2 separate regions of the Mus musculus genome follow, and region 1 is linked to region 2. The links are chromatin loops, found by intact Hi-C in ENCODE. Cell type or tissue: heart. All regions are shown on one strand. Each heading gives the region's core, and the rest is flanking DNA. Links, peaks and the distances in the headings are about the cores only.

Evidence for each region. Hi-C counts contacts between places; a loop is a spot of excess contacts. Peaks named below come from ENCODE experiments on the same cell type or tissue, not always from the same donor. Only the 100,000 strongest peaks of a DNase experiment are listed, where the experiment ranks them.
Region 1: a loop joins it to region 2, with 2.4 times the contacts of the local background. A loop is called at or near these places in 4 of 42 quality-filtered maps.

What each region holds. Positions count from the first base shown.
Region 1 is chr14:47,097,928-47,108,157 of GRCm38, reverse strand. It overlaps Samd4 (sterile alpha motif domain containing 4), which reads right to left. Exons shown (of 13, transcript NM_001037221.2): 13 at 2,341-6,727. The coding sequence ends at 6,699. It overlaps Gm10371 (predicted gene 10371), which reads left to right. Exons shown (of 4, transcript NR_126579.1): 4 at 9,504-10,230. Among named protein-coding and RNA genes, the nearest start is that of Gm10371, 13 kb to the left of the region's middle. In heart, for the core only: no CTCF peak of the experiment used is centred there; no DNase peak of the experiment used is centred there; H3K27ac peaks cover 218 bases.
Region 2 is chr14:47,173,581-47,183,810 of GRCm38, reverse strand. The region is part of intron 1 of Gch1 (GTP cyclohydrolase 1); the gene reads left to right. It also overlaps the pseudogene Gm18811. Among named protein-coding and RNA genes, the nearest start is that of Gch1, 11 kb to the left of the region's middle. In heart, for the core only: no CTCF peak of the experiment used is centred there; DNase peaks (open chromatin) are centred at 4,760 and 5,780; H3K27me3 peaks cover 415 bases.

The DNA of each region.
Region 1 (10,230 bases), core at 3,132-8,131, 76 kb after region 2:
ATGGGTTAGGGCATTCCAGAGCTACTGCTAAGGGCTCAGAGAAAAAAACCCTCAAGGAAGGAAGGTGTGGGCTCAAGTGTCAAGATATGTGAACAGAAATTATAGAGAGCAGAGATGCTTGTACAAGTCTGTTGTCTTATGTCTTAGATTCTCTTCCCATTGTTGTGATAAACATACTCCAATAAAAGCAACTTAAGGGAGAAAGAGCTAATCTCAGTTTACAGTTTGAAGGTTGCAGTTCATCATAATGGGGAAGTTAGAGAGGCAATGGCTCCAGGCAGCTGGTCACAGAATCAGAACAGAGAGTAAAGGATACATGAGTGTTGCTGCTCTGTTCCCCGTCTATGGATACTGACTAAGATCCCAGCTAAGGGATGGTGCCACCCACAGTGGGCAAACCTCATCTCAGTGCAGGAGAGCTCACCTCTCACAGGCGTGCCCAGAGGTGGTTCCCAGATGATTCAGAATTCTGTCAAGTTGACAGCAGCTGTAACATCTGTGAAATACTCTCTGCAGGTCTGTGGTGGGATGCAAATTGTCTGTAGGAAACACTGTTCTGTGGGTGATAGACGTGGTGACTGACCAATGGGATGAGTCAGGACATTTTCCTAGAGTGTGGATTTCCCCCAGGATTGTTCAATGACTGTGAGTTGATAACTTGCCTGTGGCCTTTTAGATTCTTAAATCTACCTGTGACCCCTTCTATATCATGATGGTATAAATGTGGCAGTTCTCTTTTTTGGCTTCTCTCTATAGTCAGAGCTGGTCTGGAATCACTATGTAGAACAGGCTGGCCTTGAAGTTCAGGGATCCATCTGCCTCTGTCTCCCAAGTGCTAGGATTAAAGGCCTGCACCATTACTGCCTGCTCCAATTCCTTTTTTAATAAGTGGAATTACATCTCTTTGGTGCAAGGGCTGTGGGATGCCCTGGGAGCTTTCCACTGTGTAGGCCCTTTTTCCAGGATTGAACATCCCTTTACAAAGCCAGAGAGCACTAGCCTTGCTGCCAGGATCAGCTGGCCCAGCTCTACTCCAGGCAGTGCTAACCACCCGCTCCCCTGAGCCCTGGTCTCTAATATTCGTTTCTTCCCATTCTGTACATTTAAAAGCAAGGTCCAATATTTTCTTGTGTGTCTGTCTTATTGCTCATTTGAGTTATAAAGATTTAACTTTATGAGGAATTTCATTTTTTTTAATCTTAGGGTATGAGGTATTTCTGTATGCTTTCAAGCACCAATTTAGATTTTTTTTAAAAAAAAATGTGTTTTAAACTGTTGAGCCCGAAGAAAGGGGAGTTGCTGTGTGGTCATTTGTGGTGGTTTGAATGAAAATGCCCCCCATAGACTTATAGGGAGTGGCATTATCAGAGGTGTGGCCCTGTTGAAGTAGGTTTTGAGGCTTCAGAAGCTCAAGCCAGGCCCAGTGTCACTCTTCCTGCTGCAGATCCAGATGTAGAACTCTCAGCTGCCTCTCCAGCACCATGTCTGCTCTGTGTGCTGCCAGATTGCCTGCCATGATGGTAATGGACTAAACCTCTGAACCCATAAGCCAGCCCCAATTAAATGTTTTTCTTTAGTAAGAGTTGCCGTGGTTGTGGTGTCTTTTCACAGCAACTGAACACTAAGACTTCATTGATCCCGTCTCGAGTGAGGCTATCTTAGAGACCTCTGTGGTTGCAAGGTTGCAGGTGGGAATAGCCTCTGTCTCATGTTTTGTCTTCACTTCTCTTTGGCTTGGAGGTCCAAAGACATAAAGGTCGAGTCATCATAGGTCAAGAGGTTAAGAGTGTTGCCCTCATTACATAGCTAGAGGATGCTGAAGCCAGATGTCAATCTAAAGTCTGCCTCTCCACTCATACTCTTAACCACCCAGTACTCAGAGCTTACCATGTATTATATGTCATTATATTGGAGTTACAAGTGTTAGAATGGGGTCCAAACCACATGTAGGGGAAGTCCCAAGATTCCAAGGTGGCAGTTTCTATATGCTATGATAAAGGTGCAAGATGTGCCAAAGGCAGTCAAGTGAGGGAGGAAGTTATGGACCATGTAGTAGTTTGCATTTACCTTGGACAAAACATTCACTGGATATTCTGGGCACAGATCAAACCATGTTCATTCTGCTCATCCTCTCCCCAACCTGTCTCAGAAAGGAGTAGGCAGCTAATGGTGGGCATCACATGGTGTGGTCACATGGTGTGGTCACGTGGTATGGTCACGTGGGTGGAGTTCATGTTGGTTCTTCAGTGAGGGCTGATTTCTAAGAGACATTTTTTTTTAAATAGTTAATCATATTTACAAAAAGAGGAGAGAGAGTGAAAAGACACACGCATACACACCAGTGTTACAAAACCTTGTATTAATCATTTCCCTTCACTCTCAATATAACCATATGAAATATAGCCATGATTCTTATTTCTGTGGGAGGAAATGAATAATAAATACATTGTAGCAAGTTTAGACCACAAGGGTGTTGTCACTGATAACAACATTTGAAAACTGTACACTTGCAAAGAACAGCATGTTCAAACATTAGTGTATCTGCATCAGTAGAGCTTTCACATGTAACAAACATGCTCTTTCCATGTATGACAAATTTAAAAAATATGCATTGCTTGGCAACATGAACTAGGCAAAAATATTTCTTTGTTCACTAACTTTATACAGGAAACCAGGACAAAAGGCATGCATGTACAATACAGATGCCTGCACAGGGCATGCAACGAAAGGAAGCTCTTTGAAAGTCAGCTTGCGTTAGGCATAAATACATGAGGGTTATATATTAATAAGGGAGGAAGTCTCCTGTTTGCCATCACTAACACTCCTGCTTTCTTTTTGCTCCTCCCAGAGGGATACATATTTACCTTTAAGTCAAGATAAAGGATTAAAAAAAAAGTCGCTTTGCAAACATCTCTGATGAGTTGTAAAAAAAGAAAAGAAAAACAAACTGAAAAACAAAGCCAACACAGATATCATCACAGCTCTGTGTACAACTTATCCTTCTGCAGGTTCTGTTTATGATAGGCACACCTGAGCACCCTGGGTTCTCCCCACTCAGGCTAGAGAGGAAGGGCGCCCAACAGAATCCACTTTCCTCCCCTCCCTCGCTCAGCCCTCATCCCAGCTCTGGGGTGCACAGATCTACAAACCTTGCACCAGCGCTAGCTAGCTACTAGGCACAGAGGAAAGGAAGGCCCAGAGAAGACTCCCACTCTGTAAAAGGCAGCCAGCGACACCTCAAAAGAAACTCTGGTTTCCCTCAGTGTCGCATCGGGAGAATGGGAGGTGGGGCCCAGCTGCGGCTGGCTCCCGGCCTGGGTACCAGAAAGAGACCTTCAGCTCAACCCAGGCTGGGCGCTTGATGCAAATAGCAGCCCTAGGCAGGCAGGCAGGCGGGACCCACCGGCCACTACTTTGCTTGCTGGATTTGTGTAATAAGAAAGTGAAACTCAAAAAGCAGGTGGGGGTGGGGAACACACAAAACAAACCATCAGCAGCGTCGTGTTGTGTCTTGTATAGTTTGTGTTTCTTCCTACTGTTTTCTGGTAAGAAAACACTATGAACAAAAAAGCACCAATAAAACATCACCCCATGATATTGTAGACCAGCATTGTGTCTCAGACAGTGCAGACATGCTGCTTAAATCAGGGCGCCTGGGGTGCGGGTGGGGGCGGGGGTGGGGTGGGGTGGAGATGGGGAGAACCTATGCAGTGAAATAGACTTTACTCGGAAAGTTTCAAACCTTTACTATTTAATATAAAACAGCTGTGTTGGGGCGGGGTGGTCAATGGGTAAATACAAAAAAAGGCACTGCAGCTCACTGCTCAAGGCCTGACTTCACAGCCTCAGGCATGCAACTGCTCGACTCTTTTTAAAATTTTTTTTTATAAATAAAATTTCTTTGCTTTAGGATTTTTAAATTGAGCTGTATACCTGTAGTCAACACAGGACTCAAATCAAGGTGGGGGGGGGGAGGTTCTTAAAAATCATCAGAACACAACTTAAAAAATAAAAATAAAAACACTAACATAGCAAACCACAACTAAGTAGATAAATCTATACAGTCAATGAAAAATAAGCTTTTCTTTTTTTCTTTTTTTTTTTAAAAAAAGAATTCTGTTGTTACTAATAACAGACTTTATCATGGGTACCAGCCATAGCGAGTTAATAAGTGACATATCCAAAATAATATCTCTAATAATCAGATAACCATTGCTTCTATATTCAATGAAGGAATAAATAGAAATTCAGATTTGCAAATATACTCTATGGTCTTCTTCCTCTTAAAAGATTCGCACTCGTGTGATTGTGTTCACAAACTGGTTTCTGAATATCCCATGACCTTATGGGTACGTGCGTTGCGTGTAGCGGACTTAAACACCTTCTCTTTCCTACAGGATGAGGAGTCCTATTGTTCCTCTCTGTTAACCTTTCCAGCATCCTCCAAACACTTCCTCAGACCCTCTGGCCTTCCCTTTGGCCTTCGACATTTTAACCTGTTCTGCCTGACATGGGATCCTCCATCCCAGCTCCTTCCCCAACACTGAGCTTGGAAAGGGACACGAGGGATGAATGTTAATGGCACTTGGTTAAAAAAAAAAAGTCTATCTATCTACATATAAAAATTAAACATGCTGCCTCTTTCTGCACGTGAATTTGCATCTTCAAGACTGGGTCACCCAAGGAGTGTCCTGCATCTTTTGTTTCTGGTGTTGTTATAAAGTGCTGATTGGGGTGATGATCCAAGTCGTCCATGATCACTAAAAGCTCAACCTTCTTAAGGTGTCCTTGGCCCTGCACTGTAAAAGGACTTCGAAATCTCTGTTGTAGCATCCAAGGCTCGGCTCGGTTGTCCACCTGTAATCTTGACAGGCAAACACAGTTGTGTGGATTTTTATTAAGGCCTTTAGAATCTGTGTGCACTTCATTAACTTGAAAAAAAAAATAACCATAGGCAAGGTCATTTGCATGGTCTGGTTTTAAATGTCACTTTTTTTTTTTTTTTTAAAGAGGAATCTGTCTTACCCATTTACTAGACAGGCCTTATATTATGTTCTAGATCATGCCTCCGGCTACTCACTCATACTGTCACATTTACGCAGCTAATTCTCCAGTGTGGCACATAATTTCTTTTGGATTCCCTCTGATATCCTCCATTGCATTAAATTCTGAACTATTCTTTGTTGCCCTTAAGAAATAGATCTATTCCCACACGGTGTTACAGTTAATCTCGAACTGTGTAATGTACGTGTGAGGGTTTTCTCTTTTCTGTGCGTGGTTGGATAAACCATCCCACAACACAGCAAATCTCTGACTCACATGCATAGAGAGAGCAACCACTTCTCTCAGGAACTTAACCTTTCCTGCTTCTGTTTCCATTGTCCCCTCTTCCTCCCATGGTGGAGCTGGACCACGGGGACCTATTGCATCTCTGCATTCTCTCTGTGACACTACTGCTGGGCCATTCTCCTTTGGCAGAGATGGAGTGAGAAGAGATAAGACTCCCAGGCCTAGGCTCCTGCAAAGTCTCCATCACAGATGTTTCAGTGTCAGGCTTCATGCAAAAGAAAACCATCAACCCCTGTCTTTCCTTCTCTAGAGGGACTGTTATCCACGTGTGTGTCTGTGGAGGGAGACCGGGGCTGGTAGGATGGAGCCTGTGGGGAGGGTGGGAAGCAAAAAACAGGTCTTGCGTGGGATGCAAATCCAGCCCAGAAAGAGGTTGCAGAGTTTATCATCTCTAGATAGCCTACGAGCAAATCCAGAACTGATCACACAGCGCCATCATCCTGGTGTCCACACCTAGTACTCTGTTCATCTCAGCCACATCCTTATCCTTCAAACCCATCCACACACTCCTCCCACCTCATGGTCGAAGACGGTAACTTGAGGCCTACTTGACTGTAATCACCTTCCCAAGAAGCAGAGCTTGGCAGCCGTTTTTTTTTTTTTTTTAAAAGACAACCCTGCTGCTATTATAAAAATAGATGAGACAGAATGAATCCATAACAATAATCAGTCTTTTACAAAAAAAACCATAGTATGAAGAGAAGTTCTATCCACACTCTACACATTATGTACCCTTTAAAATTCTTATGTAAACAATACACAAATCAAAGTTTATCTGAAAGTTTGCTGGAGGGAATTTCTTCCTCTTGCCCTTGGTGCCATATAGCCCTCTCTTGTGGTTGTTTCAAGCCGGGCCTCGGGGAAATCCGGTCAGGGGAGCCACAAACAGGCTGGCTGCCATCTTGCTCTCCTTGCTTGTGTCCGCTGTCTTCTGCAGCCTGACTGTGAAGCCGGGTTCTGAGAAGGCTCCCCAGGGCAGGGCTTCTACCTCCCTCCTGTGTGTCTCTTGCATATCTCACCTAGCAATACTCTTCCCCACTCCATTTCCATCCAGGAAGCTACTAGCATCCCTCCACCCCCTCCCAGCCCCACATTCCCCCGAGAGTCCCCTCCCCACCCTGCATACCGTCCCATCCCCTGACAGAAACAAATGACAACATAACCAACCCCAGGTCTACTGATATGTTTACAAGGATGACCTACGCTCTCACAAAATCAAAATGGGCGAGGGACCAGGGGAAAAAGGCTGCAAAGTGTCTTGGAAGAGTCTCTGCAACCCTGAAGATGGCTGACACTGGGCCCGCAGCAGTCCATTTCACGGCCAGCGCGGTCACTGTCATCTTCAGTTTCTAGATTGTGGAGGTCCGGTCAACCCCGTCTGTGGAGGAAACCAGAGGACTACTGAGCAAAACCACTCTGGGCTAGCTGTCTACCAGCATGGCCAGCACTTTCAACATACTGGTCTCTAAGATGAAGGCTTTATTTGCTAACTCACTTGCATGCCCACCTACCTGTCCATTCACTTATTCATCCACCCACCTACCATTCACCCACCTAGCCACCCACCTAGCCACCACTCATCCATCCACTCAGCCACCTACACACCCACCCATTCACCTACCCTACCTACCCATCCATCCACTCATTTTCCTATCTACCCACCCACCCACCCACCCACACACACACACCCACACACTCACTGACATTATCACCCATCTAACATCTGGAGAGGTTGGTTTTTTGTTTTTGTTTTTGTTTTTTAACAGGAGCCATATTAAGCCCAGGAACCAAGATGCAACTGCTCTAATCTCCCAAATAGTCACATTTTAGAATTTACATTACAGACACATAAGTCAACAATGATGCCTGGAGTGATGGTGGCTCTAACCAGTGTGTCCCAAGAAAGAATGAACAGGGAGGGAGGAATGTATAACTCGGCCTTGGAAGTCAAGGGTGGTTTCATAAAGACACAAAACGGCTTGTCGATGGAGCTGGTTGGATGCTAAGCAAGGAAGATTCAGGAGGGGATGATGGGAAGATGGGAAGGGACAAGAGAGGTGGAATGACAGATTATCAAATGGAGAGACAGGCAGTAGACCCTAGGGTGTAGGATGAGAGGCAGGCGCAGGCCTGGAAAGACAGAGAAGGGGTCTCATAGAAAAGCAAATGGAACTGTGGCATTCACACCTGTTTCTTTGGAATTATTTCTCTCTTACTGCAAGTCCTTGATGAAAGGCCAAAGACCTGTTCCTGCCCACACTGTGCAGCCAGAGGGATGGAGACAGCTGATCCAAACTCTCTGCTGCAAGAACAGGGGTAAAGGCAGGGAAAGCAAAGGCAGATGTTGTGCGTATCAGGCGTTGAAGCTTCAGGTGGCAGAAGGGTAATTTAATTACCCATGGCTCTTTGAAATGTTAGAGAATTGGTCAGGCTGCAAAGGGTGTGTCTGTGGGGAGGGACATGTGCTTCAGAGACAGGAAGCTATGAGTGAGACAGAGTTGCTGATGACCGCTCAGTGATCCTCTGCTGCCTGTTTCCACAAGGGTTCTACATAGTTCCTAGCAGTATCCCCAACCATCAAAGGACCTTAGATGGTGGGTACTGGGGACCTAAACACAGCAGAACCACGCTATATCACTTTTGATGGCCTCCCCTGGCAAGCGTCAGATGGTCTGACGAGAGGCAAGAGGGCAGTGAAGAGGTACCCACGCCAGTGCATGTTGCCACTGATGGGGCTTCACAACATAGGCAGAGAGAGGCACGGATCGGTCATCGCAGGTAGAAGAGATGGTGTGCTCAGTAACTGCCGGAGGAGGGGGGTGATGAGCTAATTACAGAGGCCGTCTTTGGCTTTGCCAAGCTCTAGAGGCCAGCCAGCATGGCCAGCCCAGTTCCCACCATGGCCTGCTAGGTCCAGTGGAGGGAGCATCTCTAGTCACAATACAAGACTCAAGGAGAAGATAGGAGTGCCTGGGCATTCCAGGGAAAGCTGAGGACCTAGGTGACATGGCAAGTCAGTGAGCCCACTACAGGGATGTCCTGGCCTTCACGCTCAAGGGTCATATTGAAAATTCTGCTAGGTGGGACTTGGAAGAGACACACTTTTTAATTGAAATTTTCATTGAGGTAATTATAGGTTCACATGCATTTGTAAAAAAAAAAAAAAGATCTAGCAAGATCACATATGTACCTTGTCGGGTCCTAAACTGGTAACAATTTGCAAAGGTCTAACAGGACGTTACAGTGAAGACACTGACTTTGATATAGTCCTTTTATTTTATTTTATTTAGATTTTCCAAATTTTATCTCTGCGCTCTTTCTCTGTATACACATCTAAGAATGGACAAGCATATGTGTACAAGTTATGACGACTTAGGGAGGGATTTCGCAGAAGGGAACCAGTGGTCCCTGCCAGTTTGGGATGCTGAAGCATCTGCTAGCCTACAGGTATGACTTCCTGTGGTGTCATCCTGAGCCTGTGCGTGGGGCTCAACAGTCTTCGGAGAGAAGGAGTGTGTGTCGAGGTCCCTCTGCTGTGGGGATGTCTGAGACATCTCTAGAGGTGGGGCCCACTCCTGCTTAGCTCTCTGGCCCACACCTTAATGCTAAACCTTCAGAGTTGTGAAAGTGAGGAGCCAGGAGTGTGAAAGTCTCAACTAGCTTAAGTCCAAGGCTTGAATTCCAACCATGTGATATGTCTTCCGAGGAAAGCCAGGCTTACTATTTGCAGTCGTGAAAGCTGTACACTGGCAACTTCAGGGGGTGCCACGCACAGGCGAGCACCATAGGTTTCACAGTTACCACTTGCAATAAATGCCATCCTAGCGCCTTGAGAAAATAATTTGCATAGCCTCCCTGCATCTGTGACAGAGGGATGGTAAGGCTTAGGGAAGGGGTGAGTGGAGAAGGGGAGACAGAAGAGGAGGGGGAGTGTGAACTTCAGAACCCCTGAGGAAGGGCTGTGTACTTTTCTCTTAGTACACGCCTCGGACTCTAACAGTGGAGCTTCCCACTGCAGCTCCTGGAGCCCTTCTATAAGGGGCTTGGAAGATCTTTTCCCAAAACCTCAGGCCACACACCATAGGCAAAACCCAGAGAGCCTGAAGAAAGATTCACAGCCCTCTACCTGGGTGTGCTTTTGCGTTTCATTGCAGGGGCCTCAGGGAAAGAAGAGAGGAAAGGAAGGCCAAGAGAAAAGGGGCTTCGACAAGCGAGGACAGCAGTTACCAAGGAAACAGAGAAGAGCAGACATCAGAAGCATCTCCAAGTTGGCACTGTGGACCACGGTGGACGGTCATCTGGGATAAAGATGATGCGGTGCCTTCCCCCTGCATCCCTGAGTCACATCACAGGAGCTTTTATCCTTCATTCATTTTATAGTTCTTATTTGCGCCTGTATGTGTACACTGTGCACATGCGAGCGTCTGTGCGAGTAGAGGCCAGAGGTTGGCATCAGGTGTCTTCCTTAGTTATTATTCTCCATTTTATCTTTTGAGACGGTCTCCTGAACCTGGAGCTCGCTTATATGGCTAGATGGGGTGCCCTGATAACTCTAGGGATCTGCCTGTGTCCACTCTCCTAGCGCTGGGATTACCGGCACGCGCTACAGTACGTGGCTTTTTACATGGGCTCTGGCAATTTGAACTCAGGTCCCCATGTTTGTGTGGCAAGCACCTGCCCACTAGGCTGTTTCTCCAGCCCCTACTGTGCCGTTTGTCTTCCTATAAAATGACTTAACTTGTCTGCATGATGTCCCCAACAATGTCATCTTCCCTGGAACCTGGAAAGGGCTGGTCCACAGAGACACTGCCATAGCTGGAGACCACAGTGCTCCTGCACTTTCTACTTGATTTGCATCCTCTGCCCCTGAAAGGGCTTAGG
Region 2 (10,230 bases), core at 2,987-7,986:
GAAGCCAGAAGAGGGCGTCACATTCCTTGAGGCTGTAGTAGTAGGCAGTTGTGAGTGCTAGGGTCTGAACGTGGGTCCTCTAGAAGAATAGTACACACTCTTGTATTCTGGATGAAGAGTAATTCATGCCCTTGTTTTAGAAATATATATTATAGGGCCTGTGGAGATGGCCCAGTTGATAATGTGCTTACTGAATAACCATTAAGACCCAAGTTTGATTCCCAGTATCCATATAAGAAAGCAAGGCAAGGTGGCATACTTGTGTTTATCTTAGTACTGAGGAGGTAGAGACAGGATCCCTGTTGGCTTGCTGGCTACCTGGCTACCTAGTCTAGTCAAACTGGTAGGCTCCAGGTTCATGGTAGAGAGACTGTCTTAAGAGATGAGGAACTGAGGGAAATGATATCACACACACACACACACACACACACACCCCAGTTCATCTTAAGGGCTGAAATGTCACTGAATAAACATGAATATGTAGCTCATTTAAATCTTGACTCACTAATAACTTCTGTTAATTTTGTTAGTGAATTATTAAATAGAGCATATTTGTTATCAGGAAGAACACTGAATAAAGAGGAAACAAGAAATTTGTTGCTACAGTAGTTTATGTAGATCAGAGCTGTCAAGACAAGGGGCAAAAAGCCAGAAATGGGGAGGTGCAGGTACTGCATGCAACACTGGCATGACAGACAAGCTTTTCTGTCATGAAGACACCATGATCAAGGCAATTTATAAAGGAAATTTAAGTGTTAGCTTTATAGCTTCAGAGGGTGAATCCATGACCATCAGGGCAGTGAGTGTAGCAGCAGGCAGGCAGACATGGTACTAGAGCAGTGGCTGGTTTCTCTCTGGAGGCAGAGAGAGGGCGAGAGGGCAGACAGACAGACACCCTAACAGACTGGTCCTGACATGGGCTCTTAATCGCCAAGCCTACACCCAGAGTCACACTTTCTCCAACAAGGCCACACCTCCTAATCCTTCCAAAAAGGTTCCACGAACTGGGGACCAAGCATTTAAACATGAGCCTACATAGGAGCAGGGCAAAGTATTCTCATTCAAACCACTGCCACAGCATTGCTACTGATGCTAGTTTCTCAGGCTGCCAAAGAAAAGTACTACAGCTGGGGATTTAAGCTGGGGATTTTACAGCCCTGGATGCCAAGTCTGAAAACCCTAGCTTCCTCTGAAACTATACTGGAGACCTTCCATGCCTCCTCCCAGTTTCTGGTTGTAGAACTCAGTCCATCTTCCTTGGTTTGAAGTCATCACTTGCTCTGATCTCTACCCCTGCCAGTGTCCTTGCTTTTGTTGTCTCTGGACACTGTGGTGTGCCTCGTCTGAATTTGCTGAGTTACACCTGGAGCATCACCATACGTAGTAAAATCATATTCAGAGGCACCCAGATCTTCAACAGGATTTTCTTGGTAGAGTACAAGTCAACCCAAAGCAGTACTAAATATTTATTCATGAGATTAACTGGGAATTTTACCAGTGTTTCTATTTACTTGTTTAATTATTTATTTGAGACAGGGTCTCTGTGTAGCCCTGGCTGGCCTGGAACGCACTCTGTAGATCAGGCTGGCCTGGAACTCCCTGAGACCCACCAGCCTCTCCCTCTTGAATGCTGAGATTGAGTGTTTGTACCACCAGGCTTGGAGGCACTTACTGTGTTCCAGGCATTGTGCAGAGTGCTGAGAAAAGAATGAGTGAAGCTGGACATGGTTCAAGCCCTCCCGGGAGGGCCTTTAGAGAAAAGACAGCCAGTCATGGGGAAGAGAAGTGTGATGATAGCCGGTAGGGAGGGTGCTTGGTCAGTGCCGGGAGATGACAGCATGAAGCGAGGCTTCAATGCTGCCTTGACTGTCTGATGTCTTTGCCTGCTGACTTGAGCCCTTGACAGGTGTCACCTTGCTTTATCTTCATAATAGCCCTATAGAGCATGTAATATTCCCATGTTGTATACAAGGAAACAAGACTCAGGGAACACTTGCTCCAGATGGTGGCTGACAAGCAGCAGAGCTGAGAGGATCAGGAGCACCGATGTGACCTGGCTTTCAGTTGATGACAGTGTCGTACTAATTTACTTGGCTTTCTTCCTCTCCTTTCTTGTCCTGCTGTTTGCTTTGTCTGGCTCTAGAAACTCCTCCACACCCTGGCATCTCTCCAGGTTTGCATTTGAGTTTTTAGTGTTTCGGTGAATAAGGCTGCGGTACCAGAATTGACCAGGAGAGGGCTGATGTCTAATTACTGGTTTTGCAATTAGGAATCTGGATTGCGTGGATCCTAATTCCGTGTTATGTGAAGGGAGATGTTTCTGGTAGACTCTCCACCAATAGGTGGTTGTGAGCCAACATGTGGTTGCTGGGATTTGAACTTAGGACCTAGAAGAGCAGTCGGTGCTCTTAACCGCTGAGCCATCTCTCCAGTCTCATCCTTGAGCATCTTCTAGGTCTCTCACATTTGACTTTTTAGTTGCTGAAGAAACGGCCCATCAGTCCTGCAGAATCTACCGCATCAGCCTTTGCTTATTTTATCCCCAAGATTTAGTCTTTCGTGAGCCCGTTGTTTCTTGTATTGCACTAATTATCAGGTTGAGAAGCTTGCTCTTCCAAAACAAAAACCTTCAAGTGTAGGTAAGACTGTTGCATAGAAGGAAGCATGGCATTCTCTCTGGGGCAGCTCAGCAAATGTCTTTCTTTTCTGGCATCAAGCTCAATCAGCCTAAAGTGTCTCAGCTGATCTCATCAATTAGAGTTTCCAGCCAGCCCGTCACCTACCGATTTAGGATCTGTTGGTGACTGCCTACATCTGGTATTTACTAGAAAGGACGGACTAATGATCTTTGGTCCTTAAATTTATCAGTTGAAATTCTAAGAGGAACTCTTGTGTCCCTTTAAAAAGGAGCTATATAACTCTGGTAAAAAATTTTAAAAGTACAGAAAGCTTTAAAACATAAAAAAGCTTATGATTTTAGATGTCTAATTCTGTAATAGAAGACTACTTAATCATGGCTTAATCTAGAAACCATAAAATGTGACAAACGTCAACTAAGAATTTTCATGTGATGGATACCATCACAAGTGAGTCAAATGATAAGCGGGAAGACACACTCATGCCCTGGGCAGGGGGCTGATGACAATGGGGCTGATAATGTCAGATGAGATGCTGGAAAGTGGTGGGAGAAATGTGACCACAAAACTGGAAGCTGCCAAGGTGTTTAAAGCGAAGTAAATTTTATAAAAATTTTATAAAAATTCTATGTTTTTGCTACATAGAATGCAAAACACATGACTAGTGTATTAATCTGTTTGCTATTAGCAAGGCTGTCTGCCAATAGCAGATTATCATCTTTCAGAAGACTTGAAAGTTACACATGGACTGATTCTACAGGGGCTAATTCCAAAGGGCTCTGCAAACACCAGGAAATGTGATTGTCCTCACTCTCCACGAGAGAAGCACACAGGTCCTACCTATAGATACATTGGTCTTTTGTTGGATTGGCAAACATACAGAAATTTGATACTATATTATTGAGACCATAAGAAATCATGATATATATATTCAAGATTAGGTACTGCGTGGAAATGACTTAAATACCCATTGCCTTACAGTTTAGTGAGGGATATGGGTGAGGCTAGAAATGCTCTGCAGCATGCCACAGCTGTCACTGGGCAATGCTAGTGTCGGGCACCAGCTCCTATAGAATCAGTTCATGTGTAACTTTCAAGTCTTCTGAAGATGATAATCTGCTCTTGGCAGGCAGCCTTGCTAATAGCAAACAGATTAATGCACTAGTCATGTGTTATGTATTCTATGTAGCAAAAACACTTATAAACTAAAAGATAATTTTTACCATGTTATAGATACAACTTACAACAGAGAGGAACTTCTGGAGAATATTAGCAGATGAGACAGACAGTAGCAGTGAAAGGCAGCTATGAAATCACGGTAGTTCTACAGTTCACTAGTATGTGGTGTCAGACATTGGACCCGGGGCCTTATGCATGCTAGTTAACAGCCCTACCACCCGCTAGTATGACCAGCCCAACAGTTGATGCTTTTCCAATTATGACTTAATACTGAAATATTTATTTGCATTTGATGACAAACAGCACAGTGTGTGCTATGATACATAAGTCTAGAGGAAGCTGCACTCTGTGCACAGTAAAAGCATGTGTATGTATACATATGCATGTGTGTGGAGGCCAGGGGTTCATACTGACTTAGTGCCCTGGATAACTGGGGCAGTGTCTCTCCCTGAATTTGCAGCTCGCTGTTTGTCTAGATGGCTAGCAAGTCCCTGGAAATCCTCCTGCCTCTACCTTCCTATGGTAGAAAATATTTAATTTCAATCCAGGGTGTCTACCCTGTCTTTGATCATTCATTTCCTGGATAAATGACCCACATGACCTTTATGTTTATAATAAGCCTTTATTAGTACTAGTGCTGGACAGATATCTACCCTCTATGCTATTAAAATCTATTTCCGACTGATAACCCTGAGTTAAGTCCTTACATAGTTTCATTTTAACTCCAGTTGGCCAGTCCCCATGGCCATGCTTTCTTGACTCCTAACTCATGGTGTCTTTCTCCTTTTTCCACCTTTTCTCTCTCCTCGTGGTCTCCTCCTACCCCAAGCCTGGGAACCCCAAGCCGGCCTACCTCAATTCTGCACAGCTGTTGGCTGTAGGCATCTTTATTCACCAATCAGAAATAACTTTGGGGAGGGGCCAGGTCACATAGTGTCACTTGGGCCTAAGAGTGGACTCTTCTTGTCTTTGGGGCAACCAGGTCTTAGGGACCACACCTAGCATTGCATTATGTAGCAGCAGGCCAACCCCCAACAGCATCCCAGCGCTGGTTATGGCTCCCGTGCCCAATGGTTTATGTTTTGAGGGATCTGAACTGAGTCCTGAGGCTTGTACGGCCAGCATTTCACCAACTGAGCTTCCTCTCTACCCCAGGTATTTACTTTAAAAATGGATTTATGCATATTTCATGATAGTAAATGATTAGAGCAGACTCCTGTCGGGATGTATTCTATACATACCTTGGTTTTACAAATGTTGCTAAGATACCTGATTCTGATGTCCTCCCACCCCAAATTGTCACCAATATCCTAAGCAACCCATACATAAATGAATTAACACAGTTTAACTTCATGGGTCAACTGTACTTTGATATTTTTTAATTTTTTAAGAACATGCTTGGATTTTCAAATAAGTTGAAAATACTGTGACAGCCACTGTACGTAGCTCAGAGAGAGCTCCAGGCTCATCTCACCATCCACTGTATGGAGAAAATGGCAAGAGTATGAACTATGCCCAGCCCTGTAATCAACCCTGCCTGCCAGCTCCTCCTGAAGTCACTCCATGCAGGCTCTGATGCTGCTCCACACAGCCCTAGCAGAGTTGTCCAACCGAGACTAGCTCCTCAGTGGACTGCTCAGGGCTCATCTATTCCGGTCTGTTGCCGGTTCTGTCAGCCCAGTTGCTTCTGGTTCTCCACTTAGCACAGTGAGACAGACAGGGGGGTCCAGTCTTGCAGCAGCAGCTGCTGTGTCTATTCTTGCCGTTCACACTGCTTCCCAGTAAACATATGCCGGAGAAGCCCTTGGTCCACAGCAGTGTCTTAAAGCACAGTTACCATGCAACAGCCCAGAACCTCGGACTGCTTCCGTGTTGGCTTCTTTCCCCCAGCGAGAGCCAAAGCAAAAGCTGGGCAAGCAGTTGTTTCTCTAATTAAAGCCACACGCCCAAGTCCCGCTGGTAAGGTCACTGGTGTGTTGTTGGGGGTTGGTGACTCAGAACCACTTCGTGTGTTCCAGTCTTGAGTCTCCCCAGTGTATGACTGATGGGCGTTATGCAAGCCCTTCAAGCTGAAGAAGCTGTCCAGGAAGGAAGCAGTTAGCAGTGCCAGGGTGCTCAGCTGTTAATGTTAATTAGGGACAACGGATAGGAGAAATGCGTGCTTCACCGAAGAAAAATGTCTGAACACCAAAATGTAAATATTAGGAAAACTTTGCAAGGTATACAATAAAAAGGAAAAGAAACTTTGACTCTTTAACAGTCCAAGCAAATCCCAGGTCTGGCGAACACTGCCAGTTCTCGATTACTTGAATTAAAAACAATAAGCTCCCACAAAAAAGTATAAATACAAGAAAAACTCAAATATTTAATATACCCTGGAAGAAAGAATTTTCAGCAAAACACAAATTTTAAAGCATTTGTTTATCCAATTTTAATTTTTTTTACTATAAAATAACTCAACATATCCAACCTCTTTCCCTCTGTCCTTTCTCTCTCTCTCCCTTTCTTTCTCTCTCTCCCTTCTTTCCTTCCTTCCTTCCTTCCTTCCTTCCTTCCTTCCTTCCTTCCTTCCTTCCTTCTGAGAGTTCCACAATGTAGACTAGGCTAGCCTAAAACTCATAGAGACCCATGGGTCTCCCTGTTCTTTTTTTTTTTTTTTAAATCTTTTACTGCAATACAACAATGAAGTGAACAGTAATTAGATCCCTACCAATTTCCCCCAAACAAACAAAGAATGTAAACAGGAAAATGACTCTGCCTATGTGTGCAGCTTCTCAAATCATGTCAGAGGGTCTCACATTCAATAATCAAGACATTTTAAAATAGCAGTAATTATTTTCGTTTTAAGAAAAAGCACCCTTTCTACCCTCCCCACCCCATCCCCAGCACTGAACACGAAGAATGGGCTTCCTTCTGCATCAGTCTCATACTAATGTGAAGCAGCAACGATGACTATCAATAATTTGGCATTTCTGTTTACAGATGCTCCAATTTTTCCCCCTCAATTTCAAAAAGCCATTATCCAGTGTTGCCATAAAACAGACTGCAGGTTTTAGGTAGCAAAGATTCTTTCAGAAACCAATGTTAAGTCAAAGAAAAGAGAAAGCAGGGCATCACACTAAATTTCTGGATCTAGTACACTAGAAAGAATGAAACCCAGGAAAAGTTACCTACTGCTTAGAAGAATAACGACCTGTAAAGGCAGATGTTTGGTTGTATAGTATTTTACACTGTGTGGATCTTGCAGCATCTGCTAATTGAAGCAGACATGCAACTGTATGTATCCCTGCCCTATATCCTAGCTCCCCACCCCTACCAACCTACTACCATATTATGCCAAATATTGTGGATATGAGCCCACGTCACCCCAGACAATCCAGTGAACAAGGTTAGTGTAATGCACTGGTGTGAGTGTGAGGTAGAAAAGGGTCTCCCTGCTCTAGTGGACCGCTGCCCATACAGTCCATGAGGGCAGAGGGAGCCCTGCTCTAGTGGACCGCTGCCCATACAGTCCATGAGAGCAGAGGGAGCCCTGCTCTAGTGGACCGCTGCCCATACAGTCCATGAGGACAGAGGGAGCCCTGCTCTAGTGGACCGCTGCCCATACAGTCCATGAGGGCAGAGGGAGTAGAGGTTATGAAAGGGGTTGGGGTTCAGAAGCCCTGAGTGAATAAGCCACACTGGACCCGCACTCAGTAGGCAGATCAACTTTACTTAGGGTGACTGAAGGCTCATAAAGTTTGGGGGGACTGAGGGATGGGCAAGGTCATTGGCTGGGGTTGCTGGCTGACAGGTTTTGTTAGGAGAAAGGAAACTGGTCCTATGAACTATGAAGCAACATGAGGTCCCTCAGGTAGAGATATATATGGGGTGGGGGGCTAGATCAGACTAGACTAGACTAGATCAGAGAAGGAGATGGGAGTCTCCCATATTGCCCCGAGCAAAGAGGCTATCTGGTCATGGTGGACTTCAACGTTAATTAGCAGTTTCCCCACAGAGACCCACTTGCTTCTGGTCCCTCAGTGCTAGGACTAAAGTCATGCACCACCATCGCCTGGCTGCAGTTCTGTCTCAGGTAACAGATTTGATAATGAGTAAGGAAATGTTATAAGGAAATGTAATTTGGATTATAAAATGCTTGCTTTCGTAAAAATTCCTCACTATTATAGGAGCGTGAGGCTGGGACAGCTTCTCCAGAGGGTCCCTGATGAACTCGGGAGGATGGTAGAATATGAGGGGAGCAGAGGTGGGTAATGGTAGGAGACCGGGGCTGCCTAGGCTCAGGCACTAGGTTCTGGGAGAGGACAAATGGGGGCCACACAGGCAGCCTAGAAGGGGCTTACAGCTCAGTTCTGGGTTTTGGACCATACAGTTTTCAAAACAAAAGCATTGAGGTTTCATTTAATATCCAACTAGCCATTGTGAGGGAATAGACCAGTGTGAGAAACACTGACCAAGCTCTAACAGAACTCTCTCTACATAAGCAGTCATGGCAAAACCACACACACACACACACATACACACTCACACACACACTCACACACTCACACTCACACACACACACTCACACACTCGCACACACACTCACACATAAACACACACTCACACACACACACACACCCCACTGAGCGTGCCCTGGAATCAGAGAGAACTAGAAGCACAGGCAGCTCTGTGCCTCCCAGGTCTTCAGCATCATTTGCATAGATCGCAGTGACCCCACAAGGTTGTAATGGAGCAGCAAAAACAAAACACAACAAACCCCTGTCGATCAGGAGAGCCCACTACCAATGTGTGCTAAGCTCCTGTGCTCCCAGTAGGTTAGGAGCATAGCCATGCAAACTCCGTGCAGCACCAGCCCTTGACTAAGAGTAAGCCGCTGTGCTCCAGAGTGGCTCTGTTAAACGTGACTGTTGTTTCAGGGTGGACTCCTGCCTATTCACTTTGGAAGTCTGCCTCGTTGTACCTGCAGAGCCCCCGCCTTCTATTCGCCATTCTGTTGATCTGTCTATGCTTTATCCTTGTGTTTTGTTTTCTGTGGCCTTAAAAACAATAGACTGCATGTATAAACATGTAAATATACACACCATTAGCATCATGTAATATGTAAGTGTGTAAGTTGTGTGAGGATACTCCACGGTGTTCATACAGAAATAAAGTGCTTCATGATTCGTTTCACAGAGCGTAGCCCTATTGTGGCCAGGCATGGTGGTACTTTTTTTTTTTTTTTTTTGGCTTTTTGAGACAGGGTTTTTCTGTATAGCCCTGGCTGTCCTGGAACTCACTTCGTAGACCAGGCTGGCCTCAAACTCAGAAATCCGCCTGCCTCTGCCTCCCAAGTGCTGGGATTAAAGGCGTGCAGCACCACGCCTGGCGATGGTACATTCTTATAATTCCCAATACTCAGGGAGGTGACACCTGGGTTACATGAGACTTTCAAAAAAAAAAAAAAAAAGAAAAACAAAACAAAAAGAACCAAAAGCATATCCCATCATTAAGCAATGTAAATTTGATTTTATTGAACATAGGAAGGTATGAGCTTACACATGACCCTGTACCTGTTAGCTGTACTATTACTGGTATGTCTAAAGTTATCTTTTCATTTTACATGTGGTGGTAGTACTGCCTCACCTGATCTTCTAGAAGAATTAAGAAATGACAAAGCACTGGGTTCTTTTTTTTTTTTTTCAAATTTTTATTAGATATTTTCTTTATTTACATTTCAAATGCGATCCCGAAAGTCCCCTATACCCTCCCCCTGCCCTGCTTCCCTACCCACTCACTCCCACTTCTTGGCCCTGGCATTCCCCTGTACTGAGGCATATAAAGTTTGCAAGACCAAGGGGCCTCTTTCCCAATGATGGGCGACTAGGCCATCTTCTCATACATATGCAGCTAGAGACATGAGCTCTGGGGGATACTGGCTAGTTCATATTGTTGTTCCACCTATAGGGTTGCAGACCCCTTCAGCAACTTGGGTACTTTCTCTAGCGTCTCCATTGGGGGCCCTGTGTTCCATCCAATAGATGACTGTGAGCATCCACTTCTGTATTTGCCCTGGGTTCTTAATATATTCCCCCTTTCATGGTGAGCGAGGACCATGGAATTGGCTTAAGAATGTAAGACACTTTGGGGCTTTGAGTTACCATATTAAAAGTCCAACAACCTTGAGGCTTTTGCTCTGTAGGGACATCTTGAGCACACAGAGATACCACTTGTTTGAGAAATAGCTGAAACACTGGATCAGCTGGATGTTTGAGTAAAAGCCCCTAGCTGACTCTGTCCCAGGTGGAGGACATCTGCTCTGGGTCCTGTCTCATTTCTGGTCCCTAGGACCTATGGACCCAATAAGCTCTGCTTTAGAACACTCGCTTCCGGTTTGCAGCAGGGTAGTCTTAGATAAGGGTAAGTAGACTTT